Regions from separate parts of the Homo sapiens genome. Here region 1 is linked to region 2. A link is an interaction called in ENCODE POLR2A ChIA-PET data of the cell type or tissue named here. Cell type or tissue: Panc1. All regions are shown on one strand. Links, peaks and the distances in the headings refer to the core of each region. The heading gives the core; the rest is flanking DNA. Region 1 overlaps MDH2 (malate dehydrogenase 2). Region 2 holds the start of LOC124901679 (a long non-coding RNA gene).

Region 1 (11,843 bases), core at 1-8,000, 190 kb before region 2:
TCGTTAAGTCACAGGAAACGGAATGTACCTACTTCTCCACACCGCTGCTGCTTGGGGTACGTATCCAGGCGTGGGTCCTTCTGACTGTGGAATAAGGGGGCGTTCCCTTTGCTTAAGCCTCAGGAGCTCTCCCTGGCCCTTTATGCAGTAAGCTCATGTGCCTGCCTGGCGAGTGCTGTTGTTTTCAAGGGTGGACGCACACCCGAGAAAAAAGAGCTGGGAGGATCACAGACTGTGAAGGGTGAACCTCCCAGCAAGTGGGTCTCCTTCCCTGCAGTTTGACAGCGGGTGCCCAGCAGCTGCAGGAGTATTGACTGATAAGACACTCCATCTCCAGGCAGCCCAGGGAGGCCTCCCTACCCCGCCTGAACACCTCCCTGTCGCTCCTTGTTCATCTTGTTCTGACTGCGGGGGGCGGCCAGGCCCAATTCCTCTTCGAGAGTGTGCCCCATCCAGACAGCCTGAGTCTTCAGCAAACAGAAACCCTTAGGTCTTACTCATACCCCCTCAAGCCGAGTTTCCATTTCTCACCTGTGGGCAGAAATGAGGCAGATGTGTGGTTGCCTTCATCACGTGGCCAGAAAGTAATATGGCTCACTGGGCCACCCCAGGACCTTTCTCAGAGATGCTCCGATACAGAAAGATCCTTCAGCTATGGCCCCAGGCCTTGGTGAGAGACAGGCACTCGATGGTATAGTTCTGTCCCCATGTCGGTGCAGGTGTATGGAATGGCAGGGCCTGCAGGTGAGACGCACCCGGTTCTCATAGGCCCTTGAGCCAGGGGAAGCAGTAGGAGGGAATTGAGTTGAGGTGAGGACTGAGGCTGTTGCCACACAAACTGTGCTCAGTTTCTGCAGGTGAGACGGTGGCAGAGATGCCTGTTTTTGCCAATGTCAGACATTTACCTACTTAGTGACACCTGATTCAGGTGACTGTGACAATGTTTTCAGTCCTTTACCAACCTGCGGGGAGAGACAAGAACCCAGAAACAGGCTCTGTTGGGGAGAATACGGTGAAGTGTTCCTGATGATTGAGTTCCTGGCGTCCAGGTGCTTGTCGCATTGTCCTCGTGTTCACGAAGGTGGATGGTGCTTGTTTTATAGCTAAGGAAACACATTTGGAAGGTCAGTCATTGTCCAGGGTACCTGCCTAGACAATCACAGTGCTGGGACCCCTGCCTGGCACCCTCTGGCTCTGAGCCTCGCACTCCTGACCGCAGCTCAGTCCCACCCACCTGCTCAGCAAGGCGTCCCCAGCAAGGCACCCAGAACCCGCATGTGTAGAGAGACTCCTCGGCAGGGCTGATGGAGCGACAGGTCGGGGTTTCTCTAACAAGCACTTTCCTGGAAACTTCATTTTAACATGTTCCCATCTCCCTCAGAAAAAGGGCATCGAGAAGAACCTGGGCATCGGCAAAGTCTCCTCTTTTGAGGAGAAGATGATCTCGGATGCCATCCCCGAGCTGAAGGCCTCCATCAAGAAGGGGGAAGATTTCGTGAAGACCCTGAAGTGAGCCGCTGTGACGGGTGGCCAGTTTCCTTAATTTATGAAGGCATCATGTCACTGCAAAGCCGTTGCAGATAAACTTTGTATTTTAATTTGCTTTGGTGATGATTACTGTATTGACATCATCATGCCTTCCAAATTGTGGGTGGCTCTGTGGGCGCATCAATAAAAGCCGTCCTTGATTTTATTTTTCAAGGTCCCTTCTGTAAATGCTGTGCTTTCTTCCCTGTGAGAGCCAACTTTAGAGTGTCTGCTACCTCTTCATTACCAATCAGAATTAGATGATGTTTAACTGTTAGACTGAAGCGTGACGCTTTCATCAGTAGCTTCAAGAAAGTCTAAATTGTTAATTTATGGAATTGGACACAGTATTCAGTTTACCCGTACATGCTCCTCCCGCCCCTCCTGTTGGCACCCTTGCATCGCCCAGGCCTGATTCCTCCTGGGGGTAGTTCACCCCCACGGGTTCATAGTTCAGCGGCGAATGCCAGGCAGCTGTTTTCTGGCTGAGCAAACAGCACCTTTCTCATTGAGCTTCCTCTACTGACCTCTGTCCCCCTTGGGATTTCATCTTCTGACCGAACCCTGATGTTCAGTGGCAGAGACAGCCCATAGCCAGAACTGTGGGTAGACCAGGGTTGGGGTGTGCGGTTTGGGACAGCCCAAACCCCAGCCGCTGTGTCAAGGCCTAGGACGCCATGCTGCCATCAAAAGGGGGTTCCAGGTTTCCATCAGTGGCCTAAAGAAGGGACTTCTTGTTGTACTGAGGAGTGCGGAATTAAAGAGATTTGACTCCCTTTAGTATTGGGGGCAGTCCGTTCCCCAGACACTGTGGCCTCTGAAGTGGAAACTGAAAGCTGCATACCTGGGAAAGAACTTTCTAGGAATAGGCAATGGCCTTCAGTGGAAGAGGGAGGGCTGGAGGTGTGCCCAGTACTTGGATGTTCATCTGTCCACAACAGCTTTTTGTTTTTTTAAAAAAGCTAAAATGGAAATGGATTTTATCATAAAGGATGACATCGTTTTCTTCTACAATTAATACATGTTCATTGTATAAAACCCAAAAAGCAGCTAAAAAATAAAGCGGGAAAGGAACTACTGGTAATACTTGTCCTCTCTTGCATATTTCATAGGTTGAGAGAATGAAGCCTGCTCTGCAGGTTATCTGCTACTGTAACAATCCCAGCCCTCTCCACTCTGGTGGCTTTTAGGCTATTTCTGTTCCTATCTCCCGACGCTGGGGGTTGACAGGACTCAGCTGGGTGGTTACATGCCCACAGCTCCCACTGCAGTCACTGGAGGCTTGGCTGGACTGGAGCACGCGAGGCTGGTGTTTGGGAGATGCCCGGACAGCTGGCCTTTTCCCCGAGGTCTTGGGCCTCTCATTCTTCACAACGCATCTACAGCAAGGTCCATATGTTTGTTGAATGACTCAGTTCCCACAAGCAAAAGCAGAAGCTGCCAGGCTCTAAGGCTTGGGCTGAGAACTGGCCCAGCTTCGCTTGCGCTGCATTCTCTAGGTTAGAGTAAGTTACAAGGCCCCCAATGACATGGGCAGGAACCACACAAGGGTGTGGCTGCGGGAGACCTGACTCTGATGGCCATTTATGGAGATGAGCTGCCCCCCACTTCTTTCACTGTGTGTATTTGCCCTTGTCACTTTTCTAAATTTTTCTTTAGAGACAGGGTCTCTGTCGCACAGGCTGGAGTGCAGTGGTGTGATCATGGCTCACTGCAGCCTCCAACCCCTGGGCTCAAGCGATCCTCCCACCTCAGCCTCCCCAGTAGCTGGGACTATGGGTGCCTGCCACCACGCCCGGCTAATTTTATAATTTTTTGTAGAGACCGGGGTGGGGGTGACCGGGCGCGGTGGCTCACGCCTGTAATCCCAGCACTTTGGGAGGCCGAGGCAGGCAGATCACGAGGTCAGGAGATCGAGACCATCCTGGCTAACACGGTGAAACCCCTTCTCTACTAAAAATACAAAAAATTAGCTGGGCGTGGTGGCGGGTGCCTATAGTCCCACCTCCTCAGGAGGCTGAGGCAGGAGAATGGCATGAACCTGGGGGGCGAAGCTTGCAGTGAGCCAAGATTGCACCACTGCACTCCAGCCTGGGCGACAGAGCCAGACTCCGTCTCAAAAAAAAAAAAAAAAACAAGATATCAGGGTGGGAGGACTTGCTCTGTTGCCCAGGCTGGTCCTCCTGGCCTCAATCAATCCTCCCACCTCGGCCTCCCAAAGTGTTGGGATTACACGCATGAGCCACTGTGCCCTGCCATTCTTTTCACAGCTGGATAACCTTGAGGGTGGATAATTCGGTGTTTTTGTTTTTCACTGCTGTAGAGAGCAGAACTCTGAGCGTGGTACTTTAGCATTGTTTCCTCCTGGTGGTTCTATATGCAGAGCACTATGCTGGCTGTATTTGGGGTACATTTGCCATTTTATGGGATCCTTGCAACAACCCTGACAGGACCTGGGACTCAAGCTAAGTCAGGTTGTGTCTTGGTTGAGGGTGGTCACTACCTCTCTCCATAAACCAGGGGCTACCCCTTAAGAACCTCCCAGAGAGTTCACTCAGGATACTCCCACTAAGGTGGGAGGACTGCTTGAGCCCAGGAGCTTGAGGTTGCTGTGAGCTGTGACTGTGCCACTACACTCCAGCCTGGGAGACAGAGAGAGACCTGTCCCAAAAAAAAAAAAAAAAAAAAAAAAAAGCGCATTTCTGGTTCCATCTCAGAAATTCAGCTCTAGCATCCTAAAGGGAGGACCTGGAATGTAGAATATCCTAGATTCTTTCAGATGATGATGAAGGGGCCTGGAGATACTGGCCGTCCCTGGGCTATTCACCCTCTAGCTCCTGCCTTCCAGGGCTAAAGACGAGTCAGGTACTGAGAATCCACAAGACAAACACAGAGGAAGTACCGTGGGACTCCAGAGGAGGGCAAGGTTACTTCATGTCTTGGCAGAGCATCAAGGAGGACTTCCCCTATCAAGATCTCTAGGAGGAGGGAAAAGGAGGAGGAGGAGATGGCATACGCTCTGGCTCTGCAGGCTGGGCAGGATTTCAACCAGCAGGGAGGGTGGGATGGGCGTCATAGGCAGCTGCCGGAGCAGACAGGCTGAAGAGCTTGTGGATGGCAGGAACAGGGCGTCCCAGGAGCTGAGCAGGATGGTGACACGGTGGCCAAGGCTGCTCACACTCCACCAAGGACGGGTTGGCAGGGGGGTCCCTGGAGCCTGCTGCTGGGCCCAGATTCTGATTTTTTTAATTTAAATTTTTATTTTATTTTGAGACGGAGTCTTGCTCTGTCGCCCAAGCTGGAGTGCAGTGGTGTGATCTCGGCTCACTGCAACCTCTCTGGCCCAGGTTCAAGCAGTTCTGCCTCAGCCTCCCAAGTAGATGGGACTACATGCACGCCACTACCACAGCCAGATAATTTTTGTATAGTAGATGGGGTTTCTCCATGTTGGTCAAGCTGGTCTCAAACTCCTAACCTCAAGTAATCTGCCCGCCTTGCCCTCCCAAAGTGCTGGGATTACAGGCGTGAGCCACCGCACCCGGCCCAGATTCTGCATTTTCTAGTCAGCTTCCCAGCAATGCCTGAGCTGCAGGTGCACACGAACTAGGAGTGACGTGAAGGCAGGGACCACTCGGATGCTAAAGACCAGAGATGGGGTGGTGGTGAGTAGGAGGGGGGATGATAGGGACATGGAGGAGAAACAGCATCTCCCAGCACCATTTCTGCCACCCAGAACTCCATCAGGAAGTTGTCAGTGTGGATGAAACTCACCACACGTCTACTTCCAAGCTCCAATTATCCGTCCTCCCATCCTTCTGGCCACCTCCTCACACAGAACTCCTGTCCTCCTCTGTGAGGAAAAAAAGACCAGTGGCTGCATGTATGGTGTTAAGGACCAAAATGATGTGGCCAAGGCCTTTGCCACGGGAAGCCAAGAACCAGTCTTTGTTTTTTGTTTTGTTGAGACGGAGTCTCGCTTTGTCGCCCAGGCTGGAGCGCAGTGGCAAGCTCTCGGCTCACTGCAACCTCTGTGTTATGAGTAAAATGTTTATTCAGAAACAAAATGCTTCTTCCCCAGTACTGCAAGGAAAAATCAGCATTTAGACAAAGAAGTTTTCTCAGTAAGGTAATTTTACTTTCTGGAGAAAAGAGGGAAGCAATTTTTATCCTTTATGCAGCTTGTCCTTGCTACTGTGTGTTGTCTCCATTGACTGGAGCTAGAAATTACAATTTAAACTGAACCTGATTGGCTAACAACTTAAAACACTGCTAAATAGGTAAAACTAATGGAGAATAAAGAAAAAGAGGAAGTTGCTTATGAAAAGACATAGAAAAGTTATAACATTTCCTGCCGGACGCGGTGGCTCACACCTGTAATCCCAGCAGTTTGGGAGGCTGAGGTGGGCGGATCACGAGGTCAGGAGATCGAGGCCATCCTGGCTAACACGGTGAAACCGTGTCTCTACTAAAAAAATACAAAAAATTAGCTGGGCATGGTGGCACACGCCTGTAGTCCCAGCTACTTGGGAGGGTGAGGCAGGTGAATCGCTTGAACCTGGGAGGCAGAGGTTGCAGGGAGCTGAGACTGTGCCACTGCACCCCAGCCTGGGCAACAGAGTGAGAGACTGTCAAAAAAAAAAAAAAAAGGACATTCCAAAATAAGGAACGCAGCAAGCTAAGACATCCCTGTGAGCACAGCCAGCAAACATACCTTGGTTTAAGTACAAGAACATAGACTGTACTATGTGCCTGTAAGCATGTGTAGCACAAATATATTGTTTAAAGTACAAGGACATAGACTGTACTTACTCTTTTCTATCTAACAGCTACACAGTATAGGGCTTAACAGTTATTAGCACAAAGCAAGGAGGTCTCAAGGAAGCTAATTTTTAAAAAATTATTTCTAAAACTTATGATTTATTCTTTATGAAGAAGGGAAACTTTGAAAAGGAAACTTTTAACATTGTACACTCCGCCTCACGGGATCAAGAAATTCTCCTGCCTTAGCCTCCCGAGCAGCTGGGATTACTGGCACCCACGGAGAAACCGCTGTCAGGCAGTGGCTGGGACTCTTCAGGCCGCCAGGGAGCCGAAGGCGGGGCCTGAGAGGCCTCACTTCGAGGAGCCTGGGGCCTACAAAGGCTGCCAGGAGCTGGGCAGGAGCTGGGCCGAACGTGGCTGTTGCGAGGCAGGAGCTGGGCCGGCAGGCGCAGCCGGCAAGGAGAGCTGGGCCTGGAGAGGCTGGCTGGAAACACTTCTGGGCCTGGAGAGGATGGCCAGAGGCGAGAGCCGGGCCCGTGGAGGCTGCCCACAGGCAGAACACGAGCCTGGCCTGAGGCGGCCATGCTGAGGCAAGAGCTGGGCCTGGTGGGGGTCCACTGTGAGGAGGCAGAGGCCGTGCCTCAAGTCCAGGGGCCTACGACAGGCAGGAGCTGGGCCTGGCGAGGCCGACTTCAGGACACTTTGGGCCCGCACAGGCCATCGGCCGGGGGGCAGCAGCTGGGCCCTGGAGGGGCCCACTTGAGAAACCCTTGGCCGGGAGACGCCGTCGGGGCGGGCGGGAGCTGGGCCTGGAGAGGCCACCGTGAGGCTTGAGCTGGACCTCCAGAGCCCAGTGAGAGGCATGCGATGGGCTTGTCGAGGCCGCTGGGAGGCTGGCAGGAACACGGCCGGGGAAGGCCACCGTGAGGCAAGATCTGGCCCCGGGGAGGCCACTGCGAGGCCACAGGTGGGCCTGGAGAGCTGGGCTGGAGGAGGTTTTGGTCGTACGAATGCTGCCGGGATCTGGGCACGAGCCGAGTCAGAAGCAGCTGTCTGCAGGCTGGGGCTGGGCATGGAGGCGCAGCCGCGAGAGAGTGCTGGGCCTGGAGAGTAGGCTGGGAGGCAGCCACCGGGCCGTGGTGGTGGCTTGCCAACTTGGGCCTGCAGAGGCTGCCACGAGGGAAAAGCCGGGCCTCTGAAAGAGGCCGTTCAGAGGGATGAGCCAGGCCTAAAGAGGTCATCGGGATGCAGGAGCCGGGCCTGCGGAGGCCGCCAAAAAGCAGGAGCCTGGCCTGGGGGAGGTCACGGTGAGGCACGAGATGAGCCCAAAGAGGCCGTCGGGAGGCAAGAGCCAGGTCTGTCGGGGCTGCCGCGAGGCAGGTGGCAACGTGGCCTGGGGAGACCGACGTGAGGCACGAGCCGGGCCCGGAGAGGCCGCTGTCACGAGGAGCTGCGCCTCTCCAGGCCGCCGGGGAGCCGAAGGTGGGGCCTGAGAGGCCTCACTTCGAGGAGCCTGGGGCCTACAAAGGCTGCCAGGAGCTGGGCAGGAGCTGAGCCGAACGTGGCTGTTGCGAGGCAGGAGCTGGGCCGGCAGGCGCAGCCGGGAGGGAGAGCTGGGCCTGGAGAGGCTGGCTGGAAACAGTTCTGGGCCTGGAGAGGCTGGCTGGAAACACTTCTGGGCCTGGAGAGGATGGCCAGAGGCGAGAGCTGGGCCCGTGGAGGCTGCCCACAGGCAGAACACAAGCCTGGCCTGAGGCGGCCACGCTGAGGCAAGAGCTGGGCCTGGCGGGGGTCCACTGTGAGGAGGCAGAGGCCGTGCCTCAAGTCCAGAGGCCTACGACAGGCAGGAGCTGGGCCTGGCGAGGCCAACTTCAAGACGCTTTGGGTTTGCACAGGCCATTGGTTGGGGTGCAGCAGCTGGGCCCTGGAGGGGCCCACTTGAAATAGCCTTGGGCCAGGAGATGCTGTTGGGGCGGGCGGCAGCTGGGCCTGGAGAGGCCACCGTGAGGCGTCAGCTGGGCCTCAAGAGCCCAGTGTGAGGCAGGCGCTGGGCTTGTCGAGGCCGCCGGGAGGCCGGCAGGAACACGGACGGGGAAGGCCGCCGTGAGGCAAGAGCTGGGCCCGGGGAGGCTGCTGCGAGGCCACTGGTGGGCCTGGAGAGCTGGGCTGGAGGAGGTTTCGGGCCTACGAAGGCCGCCGGGATCTGGGCACAAACCGAGTCAGAAGCGGCTGTCTGCAGGTGGGGGTTGGGCCTGGAGGTGCAGCCGCGAGAGAGCGCTGGGCCTGGAGAGGAGGCCGAGAGGTAGCCACCGGGCCGTCGCGGTGGCTTGCCCACTTGGGCCTGTAGAGGCCGCCACGAGGGAAAAGCCAGGCCTCTGAAAGAGGCCTTTCAGAGGGACGAGCCGGGCCTAAGGAGGCCATCGGGATGCAGGAGCCAGGCCTGCGGAGGCCACCGAAAGGCAGGAGCCTGGCCTAGGGGAGGCCGCGGTGAGGCACGAGATGAGCCCAAAAAGGCCGATGGGAGGCAGGAGCCGGGCCTGTCTGGGCTGCCGCGAGGCAGGTGGCAACGTGGCCCGGGGAGGCCGACACGAGGCAAGAGCGGGGCCCGGAGAGACCGCTGTCAGGCAGGAGCTGGGCTTCTCCAGGCCACCAGGGAGCCGAAGGCGGGGCCTGGGAGGCCTCACTTCGAGGAGCCTGGGGCCTACAAAGGCTACCAGGAGCTGGGCCAAACGTGGTTGTCGTGAGGCAGGGGTTGGGACCGCTGGACGCGGCCCGGATGGAGAGCCGGGCCTGGAGAGGGCCACTGGAAACAGTTCTGGGCCTGGAAAGGATGCCGGCAGTCAAAAGCCAGGCATGGATAGACCACCAAAAGGCAGGAGCTTGGCCTGATGCGGCTAGGATGAGGCAAGAGCTGGTTCCAGGGGGGCTGGTGTGGGGCAGAGGCCGTGCCCCTAGGGGCCTACAACAGGCAGGAGCTGGGCCTGGTGAAGCCAACTTCGGGATGCTTTGGGTGGGCCCGCAGAGGCCATCAGCAGCAGGCAGGAGCTGGGTCTAGAGGGGTCATCGTTCAGTAAGGGAGCTTTGGGCCGGGAGACACCATCGGGGTGGGCGGGAGCTGGGTCTGGAGAGGCCACCGCAAGGCACAAGCTGGGCCTACAGGGACCAGCATGAGGCAGGAGCTGGGCTTGTGGAGGCTGCCCGGAGGCCGGCACGAGGGGGGTCGTGGAAGGCCGGCACGAGTGGGGTCGTGGAAGGCTGCCGCGAGGCGAGAGCTGGGCCTGGAAAGGCCGCTGCGAGGCAAGAGGCGGGCCTGGAGAGCTGGACTGGAGCAGGCTTTGGGCCGATGTAGGTTGCCAGGAGCTGGGCAGGAGCCGAGTCAAAGGAGGCTGTTTGGAGGCAGGAGCTGGGCCTGTGGGCGCAGCCATGAGCAAATAGCTGGGCCCGGAGAGGAGGCCGGCAGGCAGCAACTGGGCCGGGGGAGGCCGATTTGAGGAAGTTCTGGGCCTGGAGATGTCGCCAGAAGGGAAAAGCTGCGCCTCAAGAGGCCGCGGTGAGGCAAAGCCAGGCAAAAAAAGGCCATCGGGACACAGGAGCTGGGCCTGCAGAGGCTGCCGAAAGGTGGGAGCATGGCCTGGGGAGGCCACGGCGAGGCACGAGATGAGCCTCTTTAAGAGGCCCTCGGCAGGCAGGAGCTGGGCTTGCCAAGGCTGCCGCGAGGCAAGCGGAAACGTGGCCTGGGGAGGCCAATGTGAGGCCACAGCTGGGCCAGGAGAGGCCTTCATCATGGCTCCGGCGTTGGGGACCCTGCTCAAGTACATCCAAAAGGACCCTTCCCACACCAGTCTTTATAGCGGTCAAGTGCAGCAGCCACTTAGCACCCAAGGCATGTGCCACAGCTGGCATTTCATCACAATCAACAATAAGTGGTAGCTTGAGTCATTGTGAGGTCACTTCCTGGAAATCAACAGCATCCCATGTCCCATTGGCAAGGAGCTCAGCACGGCCCCTTGGATAACCAAATCTATGCCCAAATCCCATCTGTGTGGGTCTGTCTCCTGGGATCCTTCCCAGCATCAACTCTGTATTAGTCAGGGTCCAATCAGGAGACATAAACCACTCAAAAGTCCAAAGTCCTAAAATTTAATACAGACAATTATTCATTATAACAGGGGAACAGCATAATGAGAGATTGGCTAGCACAAAGTAAAGACAATTCTAGAGAATATAGGACTAGCCAAAGTCAGGCATGGTGGCTCATGCCAGCATTTTAAGAAGCCAATGCAGGAGGATTGCTTGAGGCCAGGAGCTAGAGACCGGCCTGGGCAACACAGTGAGACCCTGTCTCTATCCAAAAAAAGAAAAAAATTAGCTGGGTGTGGTGGTGCATACTCATAATCCCAGCTACTTGGGAAGCTGAAGTGGGAGGGTAGTTTGAGCCTGTGAGGTCAAGGCTGCAGTGAGTCATGATTATGGCACTATAGTCAAGCCTGGGTGACAGAGCAAGACCCTGTCTCAAAGAACAAAACAACAACAACAACAATTTACAGACAGAAAAGAAATAGGGTTAATAAGGTATAAGGAAAGATGTTGAAATGTGACAAAGTAATATGACGGCTTTCATCCATTTAAAATCATCAAACAAAAAATAACTTATTAAATTATAATACCCTGTGCTGGCAAAGATGCAGTGAAACGGGCATTTTCTTATACAATAAGGGGTGTTTAAACTGTATATAAGCCTTTCAGGGTAAAGCTTCCAATTTTTTATTTATTTATTTATTTTTTGAGATGGAGTTTCATTCTCATTGCCCAGGCTGGAGTGCAATGGTGTGATCTCGGCTCACTGCAACCTCCACCTCCCGGGTTCAAGCGATTCTCCTGCCTCAGCCTCTGAGTAGCTGGGATCACATGTGTGTGCCACCACACCCAGCTGATTTTGTATTTTTAGTAGAGACAGGGTTTCTCCATGTTGGTCAGACTGGTATTGCACTCCAGAACTCAGGTGATCCACCCACCTCAGCCTCCCAAAGTGTTGGGATTACAGGCGTGAGCCACCACATCTGACCGGCAATTTTTTTTAATAATAGAGACACTGTCTCACCATACTGTCTCCTCCAAGTCCTGGGGTCAAGCAATCCTCCTGCCTTGGCCTCCCAAAGTGCTGGGATTATACCTGGGAGGCACCCAAAACCTTGACAATTTACATCAAGGACAATGAGAATGTCCATTCACCATGACTCACAGTAATCTTTCTTCTGGAAATACCTTCGAAGACAACTGAACCTAAACAAAAAGTCATCTGCACAAACACAGTGAAAATCTGGGAGTAACTGAAGACAGAGTGGTTAAGCGAAATAAGAAACAGTTATAAGAAATTAAACTATCTATGGTATTTATAGGCACCTGGTAGAAGGTCAGTTAATGTTAGCTAGTACTTTTTGTTGTTTTGAGACAGGGTCACTCTGTCACTCAGGCTGGAGTGCAGAGTCCTGATCATGACTCACTGCAGTCTAAGCCTCCCTGGGCTCAAGTGATCCTCCCACCTCAGCCTCCCA
Region 2 (12,144 bases), core at 1,328-9,327:
GCACAACTGCACTCCAGCCTCGCGACAGGGTGAGACCCTGTCTCAAAAAATAAAATAAAAAATAAAAAATAAACTGCACAGCACCTATGACCTCAGCAAATTCTCCCAACAGCCCTGGAATGGAGTTATCACTCTCACCTTCGAGAAGAGGCTCACAGAGGGACACGGCAGGCTCCAGGTCACAAGGCGGCTCAGGACAGTGCAGGATGAGCCCTTGTCTGGAGCTTCAAATCTCATGCTCTTGCCTCCAGCCCAGCTACCTCTAGAAAAAAAGAAGCGCTCTGAGAAGAGCCTGTAGGGAGCCAACATCTGTGGCAGAGGCTGGCTGGGGCTGCGGGAGCAGGGACAGGAGGTGTCTGGTCCCTGCTGAGCGAAAAGGAGAGTTCTGTAAGATGGATAGGGAGTATTGGAGGCCCCCACCCTCTGCCACCAGGCTTGATTGATGAGCACAGTCCTGCTGCCAGAGATGAGCAGGGGGGGCCCCTGGAGGCTGCAGAGGGGAGGGCGAGGAGAGGCTATGAATATTTCAGCGACAGAGGCCGGGCTGGAGGAAAGGAGGGGAAGCGGGGCAGGGAGGCACTCAGCCAGCGGGAGGGGGCTCAGGGACTAGGACACCCAGGTGAGGAAAGACCCACATCATTGAGCCAGGGCTCGGGGAGGGCGGAGATAGGCCAGGAGGAAGGGGCTCTTTAAGAAATTAGAGTTTGCCGGGCGCGGTGGCTCACGCCTGTAATCCCAGCACGTTGGGAGGCCAAGGTGGGTGGATCACAAGGTCAGGAGTTCAAGACCAGCCTGGCCAGCATGGTGAAACCCCGTCTCTACTAAAAATACAAAAAATTAGCTGGGCGTGGTGGTGCATGCCTGTAGTCCCAGCTACTCGGGAGGCTGAGGCAGGAGAATTGCTTGAACCCAGCAGGCGGAGGATGCAGTGAGCTGAGATCATGCCACTGCACTCCAGCCTAGTCGACAGAGTGAGACTCCATCTCAAAAAAAAAAAAAAAAAAAAGAAAAAGAAAAAGAAAAAAAAAAAAGGAAGAAATTAGAGTTCGCCGTGCGCGGTGGCTCACGCCTGTAATCCCAGCACTTTGGGAGGCCAAAGCTGGCAGATCATCTGAGATCGGGAGTTCCATACCAGCCTGACTAACATGGAGAAACCCCATCTCTACTAAAAATACAAAAATTAGCGGGCACCTGTAATCCCAGCTACTCGGGAGGCTGAGGCAGGAGAATCACTTGAACCCAGGAAGCGGAGGTTGCAGTGAGGTGAGATTGCAGGAGACTGCAGCAGGCAGAGGTTGCAGTGAGGCGAGATCGGGCCCCTGCACTCCAGCCAGGACAACGGAGTGAGACTGAAAAAAAAAAGAAAGAAAAGAAAAGAGAAATTAGGGTTCAGTGAGAGAAAGGAGGGGTGGGGATGGGGTTCCCAGAATAGGACAGTAGGGTTAGGGGCACAGGGATCAAATGGGGGGTTCACTGAGGGGGAGGGCTTCAATGAATGGGGCTAGGATATGGAGGGGATTCAGTGAAGAAGAGGAGCCTCATCTAAGGAGTAGCCACACACACCCCACCCACGACTGCAGGGTGGCTCATGCCTGGAATTCCAGCACTTTGAGAGATCAAACGGGAGGATCGCTTGAGGCCAGGAGTTCGAAACCAGCCTGAGCAACATAGTGAGACCCCGTCTCTGCAAAATTTTTCAAATTAGCCAGGGTAGGGGTCCACGCCTGTAGTCCCAGCTACTCAAGAGGCTGAGGAGGAAGGATCGCTTGGGCCCAGAAGTTCAAGGCTGCAGTGAGCTATGATCCCACCGCTGCAACCCAGCCTGAGCAACAGAGCAAGACCCTATCTCCAAAATTAAAAAAAAAAAAAAGAGGAGGGGGCTTACTGAGATGGTGAGAACTCAGAAGGGGTGCGGGCTAAATAAGGGGCTCGGTTATCTCCTTCTTTTTTGCAAAAGATTGTACCGTGAGGTCGGGGACCTGTAGGGGATGTGCCCCGTTGGGTTCCCCAAATCTCTGCCTAGCCCTGTAAGGCCAGGGGCCGCAGTTACCCCTCGCCCCTCCCCCAGCCGGGTAGCAGCCCGCAGACTTGCGGGGCTAGGTCAGGCCCCCTGCGCCGAGAAAAGGGGTGAAGAAAAGTCGTCCCGAGACTGGTGGTGAGCGTCCCTGTCGCCGGCAGTGTGGCGGAGACCCCGCGGCTGACCGAGGGCGCTGAGCCGGGCCTGGAGTACGCGCCCTTTGACGATGACGACGGCCCAGTGGACTGTGACTGCCCGGCCTCCTGCTACCGCGGCCACCGCGGGTACAGGTCAGCGGCCGCCGCGGCGGGGGTGGGGGGCGCGCGGGGCTGCCCCCCCTCACCGCCCCCACCCCCGCCCCTTCTCCCCCAGGACCAAGCATTGGTCTAGCAGCTCGGCATCGCCCCCTCCCAAGAAAAAGAAGAAAAAGAAAGGCGGCCACCGGAGAAGCCGGTGAGAACCGCGCCTGACCGGAGCGGGAAGGGAGGAGGAGGTGGGGTCTCTCCCCGGATGCCCGTCCCTGGCTCACAACCATGCAGCATTTGTGAGCCCCGCCCCTCTCTGAGCCCCTCCCTCGCCCTCCCCGTGCCGTCCCCCGACTAGGTGCCCTCCGGGTAACTGAACCCACCCCAGGCCTCAAGCTCCTCCCCTCGCTAGGCCCCGCCCCTCGACAAGCCCCTCCCCTTCGCTAGGTTCCGCCCCCCAAGGAGCCCCTCCCCTTCTCTGGGGCCCGCCCCTCACCGAGCCCCTCCCCTTCTCTAGGACCCGCCCCTCATCGAGGTCCTCTCCCCACTAGGCCCCACCCCTCATCGAGCCCCTCCCCTTATCTGGGATCCGCCCCTCACTGAGCCCTTCTCTAGCACCTGCCTCTCACTGAATCCCCCAGAGCCAGACTCACTGACCGGGCCCGTGTGTTACCAGCACCTGCTCCCAGTCCCCCTCTGCCCTCCCAGGGGTCCCGTGCCCACCAACACTAGTGCGAGTGGCCCTGGGGAGGAGGGGCCTCATCTGCCATCCCCGAATCTCTCTGTCCACCCTCCCCTGTCCTGCGTGAGACCCTGGCAAGTGTCTGGGGCCCCAACTAACCCCATCCATCCGTCTGTCCTTTCTTCCTGGCATCTGCCCTCAGCAAAAAGAGGAGACTGGAGTCCGAATGCAGGTCAGTGGGGACAGAGCTGGCTGGGGCCAGGGCGGGGGATGTCTGTGGGTGGGAGAGATTCCAAGGCCATCCCCCAGAGGCCGGAGGCCTGGACCCTCAGGGCCTGCACCTGGACACTGCCAAGGTGCAAGTTTTGCCCCTACAGAGGCCGTGAATCCCACCGTTGGAGCCTCTGACTTCTGGGTTTGAAACTATCTTTGCCCACAATGCCAGGGGGGACATTGTTGTCCCCACAATTGTGGGGACAACATAGGCAGCGCCATCAACTACCCTGAGGGACCTTGGCGACCCTTGGGGCCTCGGGTCACTCTGTACAAGGGACCTTGGGCTTCCTGGCCTGGAATTCCCTTTCCAGCTTCAATGTCCCAAGCACCCAGGTCTCTCCAGCCATTTCCAGCCCCCCACCCCCCACCCCAGCTCACTAGAGCCCACCTCCCTGTGTCCACAGCTGTGGGAGCTCCTCACCCCTCCGCAAGAAGAAGAAGAGTGTGAAGAAGCATCGCCGAGACAGGTACCCTTGCTGCCCCCACCCTGGGGCCTCCTCTTCCTCCCGTGGGGCCCAGGGCCAGGGCTGTGGCCCTCCATAGGTCTCCCCTGGGCCACCCCAGGCAGGCTCAAGAGAACTCCTTTATCGCCCTACAGGTCTGATTCTGGGTCCCGGAGGAAGAGACGGCACAGGTGAGCGGCGCTTTGCAGAGGACATGGTCAGTGGTCCCTTAAGGACCAAAGCCCAAAGGACGCAATGATGGGAGGGGGTTTTGAGGGTCCCACAGGGCTCCATCCTTCAGCTCCAGGGTTCCTTCCCACAGCCAGGCTGCGGGGACAGGGCAGTGGAGAAGGAGCATGAAAACCAACTGTTTGCAACCCTTGCCTGCCCCATGCATCAGCCATGACGTGGTGACCCCAAGAATTTCTAGACAACATGGCAGGTCCAATGCCCAAGGGGTGTGTCTGTCTGTGGAGGTGCCAGTTAGACAAGCAGAAACACCGAGACCCTGAATTTGCAGGGAAACAGCTCGCGAGGCAGGAGGACCTCTGTGAGCTGGGAGGGCTCCATGGATAGGAGGCAGGGTCGGGGAGCTGTGGCTAGAGGTAGAGTTTCTCGGGGACAGGTGCTAGCCTCCCAACAGGTTTGACTGCCAGGTTATGGAGCCATCCTCCACCCAGGAGGGCTGGGGGTTAGTGTGGGGGAGCTCTGAGCAGGGCAGTGGCTTGTTCAGGGTGGACTGGGGGAGGGGAGAGGAAGTGAAAGGCAGGAGTCCAGGTGGAGGCAGAGTGGTGCAGGAGAAGAGGGTTGCTGAGAAAGCAGAAAACAGCCTGAGCCAGGCACGGTGGCTCACACCTATAATCCCAGCACTGTGGGAGGCTGAGGCAGGTGGATCGCTTGAGGCCAGGAGTTTGACACCAGCCTGGACAACATGGTGAAATCCTGTCTCTACTGAAAATACGAAAATTAGCTGGGTGTGGTGGCAAGCGCCTGTAATCCCAGCTACTCGAGAGGCTGAGGCAGGAGAATCACTTGAACCCGGGTGGCGGAGGTTGCAGTGAGCCAAGAGATTGCAGTGGAGTGCACAGCACTCCAGCCTGGGTGACACAGCGAGACTCTGTCTCAGAAAAAAAAAAAAAAAAAAACAAAGTCTGGGTGTGGTGGCTCATGCCTGTAATCCCAGCACTTTGGGAGGCCGAGGTGGCTGGATCATTTGAAGTCAGGACTTTGAGACCAGCTTGGCCAACATAGTCAGTCTCTACTGAAAATACAAAAATTATCTGGGCATGGTGGCGGGTGCCTGTAATCCCAGCTACTTGGGAGGCTGAGGTAGGAGAATCGCTTGATACTGGGAGGAGGAAATTACAGGGAGCTGAGATCGCACCACTGCACTCCAGTCTGGGCGACAGAGCAAGACTCCATCTCAAAAAAAAGAAAGAAAGAAAGAAAGAAAAGAAAAGGAAAGGAAAAGAAGGGAAAAGGGAAAGGAGAGGAGAGGAGAGCTCGGAAGGAAGTTGTGGGGCAGTCACATTCCAGAGGTGGCATCAGAGCCAGACCCCCTTCCAGCAGCCCAGAGGAAGGGCAGAGTCTGGAGTTCCTTCTTTGTAGTGGGAATTTGCCAAGTAGGGGAGGAGCCTACATAAACACCTAATCCTGCCCCTCCAATGTCCCCAATTTTTCATCTTCCCCTGGCCTCCCAGTGTCTATGGATCAGTGTGGGTCCCTACTGCCCCCAAGTGGCCACCATTAGCTTACACACACCCTCTGGCCAGCTCCCATCCTTCCTGGACAGGTCCTAAAAGTGAACTAGGAATAGACCAACTTCCAATGGGGAGACTGAAGCCCAAAGCAGGCTCCAGCACCCAAACCCATAGCCTCCGGGCCTTCCCCGCAGTCACTCTGCTCCTGTGGGAGCACATTTCTGTGTTCCTTAGTATGGCTTTGTTTTGGGGTCAGAAGGACTGAAGGGATCTGGTGGCACCAGGGAGGATGGGGCTGAGGATTGGGGTTGGGTGAGACCTTTGAGGGCTAACCAGAAGCTTCTCAGGCCTTTCATCAAAGGTAGAGGGTGCTGGGTTGGGGGGCTTGCCCCAGAGGGCTGGATGGGATGTGACAGGAAGCTGTGGGAGTTGGGAGGGGGCAGCCCTGCAGATGGATCCAGAGATGTCATTCAAAAGCAGGGAGATTGGCCAGGCACGGTGGCTCACATCTGTAATCCCAGCACTTTGGAGGGCTGAGGTGGGCAGATCACTTGAGGCCAGGAGTTCGAGACCAGCCTGGCCAACATGGTGAAATCCTGTTTCTACTAAAACAAACAAACAAACAAACAAAAAATAGCCAGACGTGGTGGCAGGCTACTGTAATCCCAGCTACCTGGGAGGCTGAGGCATGAGAATTGCTTGAACCTGCAAGGTGGAGGTTGCAGTGAGCTGAGATTGTGCCACTGCACACCAGCCTGGGCAACAGAGCGGGACTCTGTCTCAAGACAAAAAAAAAAAAAAAAAAAAAAAAAAAAGCAGGGACATCATGCCCTTGGGAAAGCATTTCTTTCCTAAACCCCTGGTGAGCTGGCCTAGGGCTGGGCCAGTCTGGGAGCACACGGAGGAAGGGGGCACAGGAGGTATGATTATCAGGCCACACCCCAATACTCAAGGGAATGAGTATTGGGCATGTCCCAAGTCCAGTACCAAAAGACAAGAGCAAATCACCATTTCTATCTGGCCCAGACCTAAGGCTTGAGGCTGCCACACCTGCAAACAGCAACCCCTGCCTTTTTTTTTTTTTTTTTTTTCCTGAGACGGAGTTTCACTCTTATTGCCCAGGCTGGAGTGCAAAGGCGCGATCTCAGCTTACGCAACCTCCGCCTCCCAGGTTCAAGCGATTCTCTTGCCTCAGCCTCCCTAGTAGCTGGGATTATAGGCACACACCACCACGCCTGGCTAATTTTGTATTTTTAGTAGAGACTGGGTTTCTCCATGTTGGTCAGGCTGGTCTCAAACTCCTGACTTCAAGTGATCCACTGGCCTCAGCCTCCCAAAGTGCTGAGATTAAAGGTGTGAGCCACCATGCCCGGCTATAGCACCCCACTTTATCTGGGGCCAGCCACACTTCTGTGGCCCTCCCAGACTGGGCAGCATTTGCGACCCAGGGAGGTGTTCACGGGCCAGGACTTCCAGGAGGAGGAAGGCCGGAGCTTTGGCTGAGTGAAAGGGACAAAGGGGTGGAGTAGGATGGAAAAGTCCCCGCCAGCCATGGGGCTTAGGCCCTAGAGTGGAACAAATCTCAGATCCACACCTGAGTATACCCAGGCTCCAGGGCACGAAGGCCACACCCTCCCCGGGCCACACCATCACTGTGGTCTCTGCTCTCTGCAGATCTCGAAGCTCCAAGTGCAAAAGAAAAGAGAAGAACAAAGAGAAGAAGAGGTAAGCGCCCTCCCTACTCTCCAGCCCCCCATTCGTTCTCCCTCCCGCCCCAGCAAACTACGCCTTTTAGAATCACAGAATCAGGCCATTAAAGGTAGCTCATTTTGCCCAGATGGAAAAATTAAGATCTAGAAAGAAAGCCAAGGGCTCTTGCTGAGTCAGAGCTTGAACCAAAACCCAGGCCTCTTGCCTTCCAATCCAGGGTCCTCCCAAGCCCAGTCCTCGTGACTCCCACCCTCCTTCCTCCCACCCCACAAGTCCCAGGATCACCTGCTGAGGGCTGAGGGGGGTCTTGGGAGGCTGGGGTTGTCTAGAGAAAAGGGGGCCTTTTACTAATTCTCACAGATGACCCATATGGACCAGATAGGCTCTGCAGCCAGCACCAACACTGCTGATGTACCTTTTATAGGAGACTTTAGGGGACTGATGAACACTGGCTTTCAGTAGGGTTCCACTGGGATCCTGGTGGGAGGCTGGGCAACTTGGGGGCTGGGGGGATCACGGGGGGCAGAATTGAGGTACAGGCTGATTTCCCCCATCCACGCCAGGCCTCACACAGAGTCCCCAGGCCGGAGGTCTCATCGCCATAGCAGTGGCAGCTCCCACAGCCCCTCCCTCTCCTCCCACTACAGTGATTCCAGATCTCCCAGCAGGTAGGCCTGGGCCTCTGGGAGGCTTTCTCCTGGTGGGGGATGAGGGTTGCAGATTAAACACCCCCAAGGGCTGGGGAGCAGGGCTGGTGGACAGAATGTCAATTCATCGGTGGGTAGAAGTTTATCAGGGGTAGCCAGGTGTGGTGGCTCACTGCTGTAGTCTCAGCACTTTGGGAGGCCAAGGCAGAAGGATCGCTTGAGGCCAGGAGTTCGAGACCAGCCTGGGCAACATAGACTTCCTTCTTTAATTAAAAGTAATAATAATAATTATTACTTTTATTATATATAATTATATATATTTAATATTTATATATATTTATATATTTAATATTTATATATTTTATATATTTAATAAATATTTATATATATATATATATATATATATATATATTTTTTTTTTTTTTTTTTTTTTTTTTTTGAGACGGAGTCTCGCTCTGTCGCCCAGGCTGGAGTGCAGTGGCGGGATCTCGGCTCACTGCAAGCTCCGCCTCCCGGGTTCACGCTATTCTCCTGCCTCAGCCTCCCAAGTAGCTGGGACTACAGGCGCCCGCCACTACGCCCGGCTAATTTTTTGTATTTTTAGTAGAGACGGGGTTTCACCGTTTTAGCCGGGATGGTCTCGATCTCCTGACCTCGTGATCCGCCCGCCTCGGCCTCCCAAAGTGCTGGGATTACAGGCGTGAGCCACCGCGCCCGGCCTTATTTATATATTTAATATATATAAATATTTATATATTTAATATATATAAATATTTATATATTTAATATATATAAATATTTATATATTTAATATATTTATATTTAATTATATTATATATTTATATATTTAATATAAATATTAACATATTTTAATATAAATATTAATATATATTTCAATATAAATATTAATGTATATTTTCATATAAATAATATATTTAATATATTTATATATTTTAATTTATATATATTTATATATCTATATATAAATATAGATATATATTTTAATATTTATATATATTATAAATATTTATATATTTTATATATTTATATATTTAATATATAAATATTTATATATTATATATTTAATATATAAATATTTATATATTAAATATATAATATATAAACATTTATATATTATATATTTTATATATTTATATTTAATTATGTTATATATTAATATATATTTAATATATTTATATATTATATATATTATTATATATATTTATATATATAATATATATTTTGAGACGAGTATTGCTGTGTTGCCCAGGCTGGAGAGCAGTGGTGCAATCTTGGCTCACTACAACCTCCGCCTCCGGGATTCAAGCAATTCTCCAGCCTCAGCCACCCGAGTAGCTGAGATTACAGGCGTGCACCACCATGCCCGACTAATTTTTGTATTTTTAGCGGAGATGGGATTTCGCCATTTCGAACAGCCTGGTCTCGAATTCCTGACCTCAAGCGATCCGCCTGTCTCGGCCTCCCAAAGTGCTGGGATTACAGGCGTGAGCCACCAAGCCCAGCCTAATAATAATTTTTAAAAAGAGAAATTTACCAGGGGAGTGATAACTTGAGGAAGAGCTGCCCTAAGGCCCCTAAGCCTCCGCCTGAATTGGAAATCGAGGCACAGCCTCGCTGGCTCACCCTGGTCAAGCCCTCTCTAAGTGGAAAGGTTCCCAGCATGGTGAAAAGGCAGGTGGAGGGCTGCTCTCTTTCCCCGTGCTGGGGAAGGGGGAAAGAGGAGGCGCAACTGCTTGCAAAGCGGGTGTCCCACGCCGACTCCCCCATTCTTCCTGGCGCCTAACCCCAGGCTGAGCCCCAAGCACCGAGACGAAGGGCGAAAGACGGGCAGCCAGCGGTCCAGCGGAAGCCGGTCGCCTTCCCCGTCGGGCGGCAGCGGATGGGGGTCGCCCCAGCGGAACGGCGGCAGCGGGCAGCGGAGCGGAGCGCACGGGGGCCGCCCCGGCTCGGCGCACAGCCCGCCCGATGTACGTACGCTTCGCTTTGCGGAGGGTTCCCGCGCCGCGGGCTGCGCCGTGCGTGGTCGGGCGGGTCGCCAGCGGGGCAGGGGGCGATAAGTGTGGCATGGGGGCGGGGGCGGGGGCGGCCGCTTCCTCCCTCCTCGGCTCCCCGCTGGGCGTCCTGGCTCGGGAGCCGCCGGGAGTGCTAGGCCGTTGCGCCCACCTGGCCCTGGTGTCAGGGTGAGGGGCGCCTGCGGTCTTGGGCCACCCTTGCGCTTGGCAAACTGAAGGCCAGAGGGGGGTTGACCGCGGGGCACTGAGTTGGGTACAGGGCTGGGGAGGAATCAGGGTCTCGTGCCCTCCCCAGGCATATTAGGGTGGGAGGGGCATGGACATTGATAGGAGTCCCAGGCAGGAGCAGGATTCGAGAGACAGGACCCCCCACTGGGCACCACCTGGGCCCTGAGTCTCCCTCTTCCCACCAAGCCCTGGCCCCACCTCTGAGCACCCCCCTCCCCCTCCCTCAATCTTCTCCCCAGCCCCTCCCTCCCTCAGCCCCCTCCCCCATCTCAGTCCCTCTGCCCTCTAAAGTCCCTGCTCTGAGGAGACTCTGCCCTTTTCCAGGCACCGCCCACACTTGGACTGGTGTCTCAAACCTGCCGGCTCCTCTTCCCACGGCCACCCTCCTGAGGCACCTGCCAGCGTGCCTCAGAGACCCCACACCAACACCCCCAAAACTGTCCCCACCCTTCCTCCAAGAGGGGCACAGATGCCCGAAGACCTACAGGCAGGTGCAATGGGGGAGCTGGCAGAGGAGAGAGACGTCTCAGCCTGTCCCCAGATGGATGGGCTGGGCCTGGGTTGGGGCTTCTCCCAGACCCCAGGGAAGGTCCACATCCCCTTCTGGTCTGTTGATTATAGAGTACACAGTTGAGACCCCTCAGAGAGAGGGGGCTGCAGTGCTGGCAGGGGCACTGGGGTGGGTGGGGGGGTGGCTTGGGGTGGGGAGACCTGCAGGTTCCTTCCCAGACCCGCAGACTGCCCCCCACCCAACCCCAAAGCCTCAGCTGGGAGTGGGAGAGCTGCCCCTCCCCAGACCTCAGGTCTCAGCAGCAAACATGTACGTGTTGGTCAGTTTCATTTTGATTTTTGGCTGTTTCCTTTCACTCCCTTTCTTTTCTCAAACACCCTTTACTCCCACGGCCTCAGAGAGGAAAGTCAAGGGCAGCTGACTGAAGGCTCTTGGTCTCAAGGTTAAGTTTTATTGAAGGACATTTACCTGTCTCTAGACTGTCCCACCTGGACCAGGCACCAGGCTCCTGGGCTCTGGGGGTTTTGGTTGGGCCGCGCAGGGAGGATGACACTGATGTCCCCGGATCTGTCTTGGGAGGGGGTTGAGGGCAGGCAGAGGTAGCTGAGGGTAGCATGGCAGAGGCTGGAGAGGATTAACAACCCACAAGAGGGGCACCCACCATCCCCCACCCCTGTGGGCATGGAGTCCCAAGAGCACAGGACCCGAAACACCTTCTTGCCAGCTTCTCATCCACCCTTCTGGGGCCTCCCAAGAGACACAGAGATGCGGGTTCTCTGAAGTCAGGGCTGGAAGTGGGTCCCTTCGTACCTCTGGTCCTCTCTCCAGCCCTGGAGTCCTGAGCAATGATCCCACCTCCACCCCCTCCCCAATGCAGACAAAATGGCCACAGCATCTAGGCATCCCCAGGATAGGGCAGTCGGGGAAGGGGACCCAGCCACCAGCCTTGGGGCGGGAGCTTCTGAAGCACCCACATCTTGTCTCCCTCCCAGCATGGGACTCTAGTTTGGCACAGCCCTGGGAGTTTTCTTGGAGACGGCATTTTGTGACTCCTTTCACCAAGCATGGTCCCCAAATCCTATCCCTCACCCTTGGGGCCCTGGGAGATCTGGGACTTCAGAGCATCCCGGGTCTCAAACCTGCATTCAGATCCCTGCCTCTCTGCCTTAAAAAGACCCCTGAGGAGTCAAAAGAGGCTAGTTCTTGCTCATATGCAGAAAAGTGAGATGGGGGATGGGAGAGGGGTCCCAGACTTTACCATGAACGAAACCGTCTTCGGGAAAAAATACTGGGGGTGGTATTCTTGGACGATACCTTTAAAAAAAAAAAGAAAAGAAAAAAAGAGAGAGAGAAACAAATGGAAAAAAAGGAAAGCTCAACATTTTTTAACCCCGTCTATGTTTTTGTTTGTTTTTTAGCCTCCCATTTGAAACGTGGTAATACTGTGATTCCATTTCTTGTTTAGCTGGTGAGGGAAGAGGGTGGGCAAGTTTATGTAACTTTTTCTGTTGTTTTGTTTTTATTTCCTTTTCCTTTCTTTTTTTTTTTCCCTATTTTAATGTACAGAAATGCAAACTATCTCTCTGGGTTTTTTTTTTCTATCTTCTATGTTCTAGAATTTTCTTTTTGTGTGTGTTACTGTGGGAACCTTT

What was found. Peaks named below come from ENCODE experiments on the same cell type or tissue, not always from the same donor. Only the 100,000 strongest peaks of a DNase experiment are listed, where the experiment ranks them.
Region 1: POLR2A ChIA-PET joins it to region 2 with 12 read pairs; 4 of 35 experiments call an interaction of 5 or more read pairs at or near these places.

What each region holds. Positions count from the first base shown.
Region 1 is chr7:76,064,898-76,076,740 of GRCh38, forward strand. It overlaps MDH2 (malate dehydrogenase 2), which reads left to right. Exons shown (of 9, transcript NM_005918.4): 8 at 1-56; 9 at 1,382-2,611. The coding sequence ends at 1,513. Among named protein-coding and RNA genes, the nearest start is that of MDH2, 23 kb to the left of the region's middle. RefSeq lists enhancers at 402-471, 502-551, 6,327-6,851. In Panc1, for the core only: no CTCF peak of the experiment used is centred there; DNase peaks (open chromatin) are centred at 2,927 and 4,456.
Region 2 is chr7:76,257,728-76,269,871 of GRCh38, forward strand. It overlaps SRRM3 (serine/arginine repetitive matrix 3), which reads left to right. Exons shown (of 15, transcript NM_001110199.3): 4 at 2,179-2,307; 5 at 2,390-2,470; 6 at 3,147-3,176; 7 at 3,625-3,687; 8 at 3,819-3,854; 9 at 7,038-7,088; 10 at 7,637-7,741; 11 at 9,531-9,708. LOC124901679 (a long non-coding RNA gene) reads right to left here and starts at 1,869. Exons shown (of 3, transcript XR_007060392.1): 1 at 1,192-1,869; 2 at 139-262. RefSeq lists silencers at 2,464-2,758, 2,743-2,822, 9,619-9,748 and enhancers at 3,711-4,234, 8,977-9,722. In Panc1, for the core only: a CTCF peak has its summit at 5,392 (motif pointing left); a DNase peak (open chromatin) is centred at 5,384; H3K4me3 peaks cover 1,374 bases; H3K27ac peaks cover 2 bases.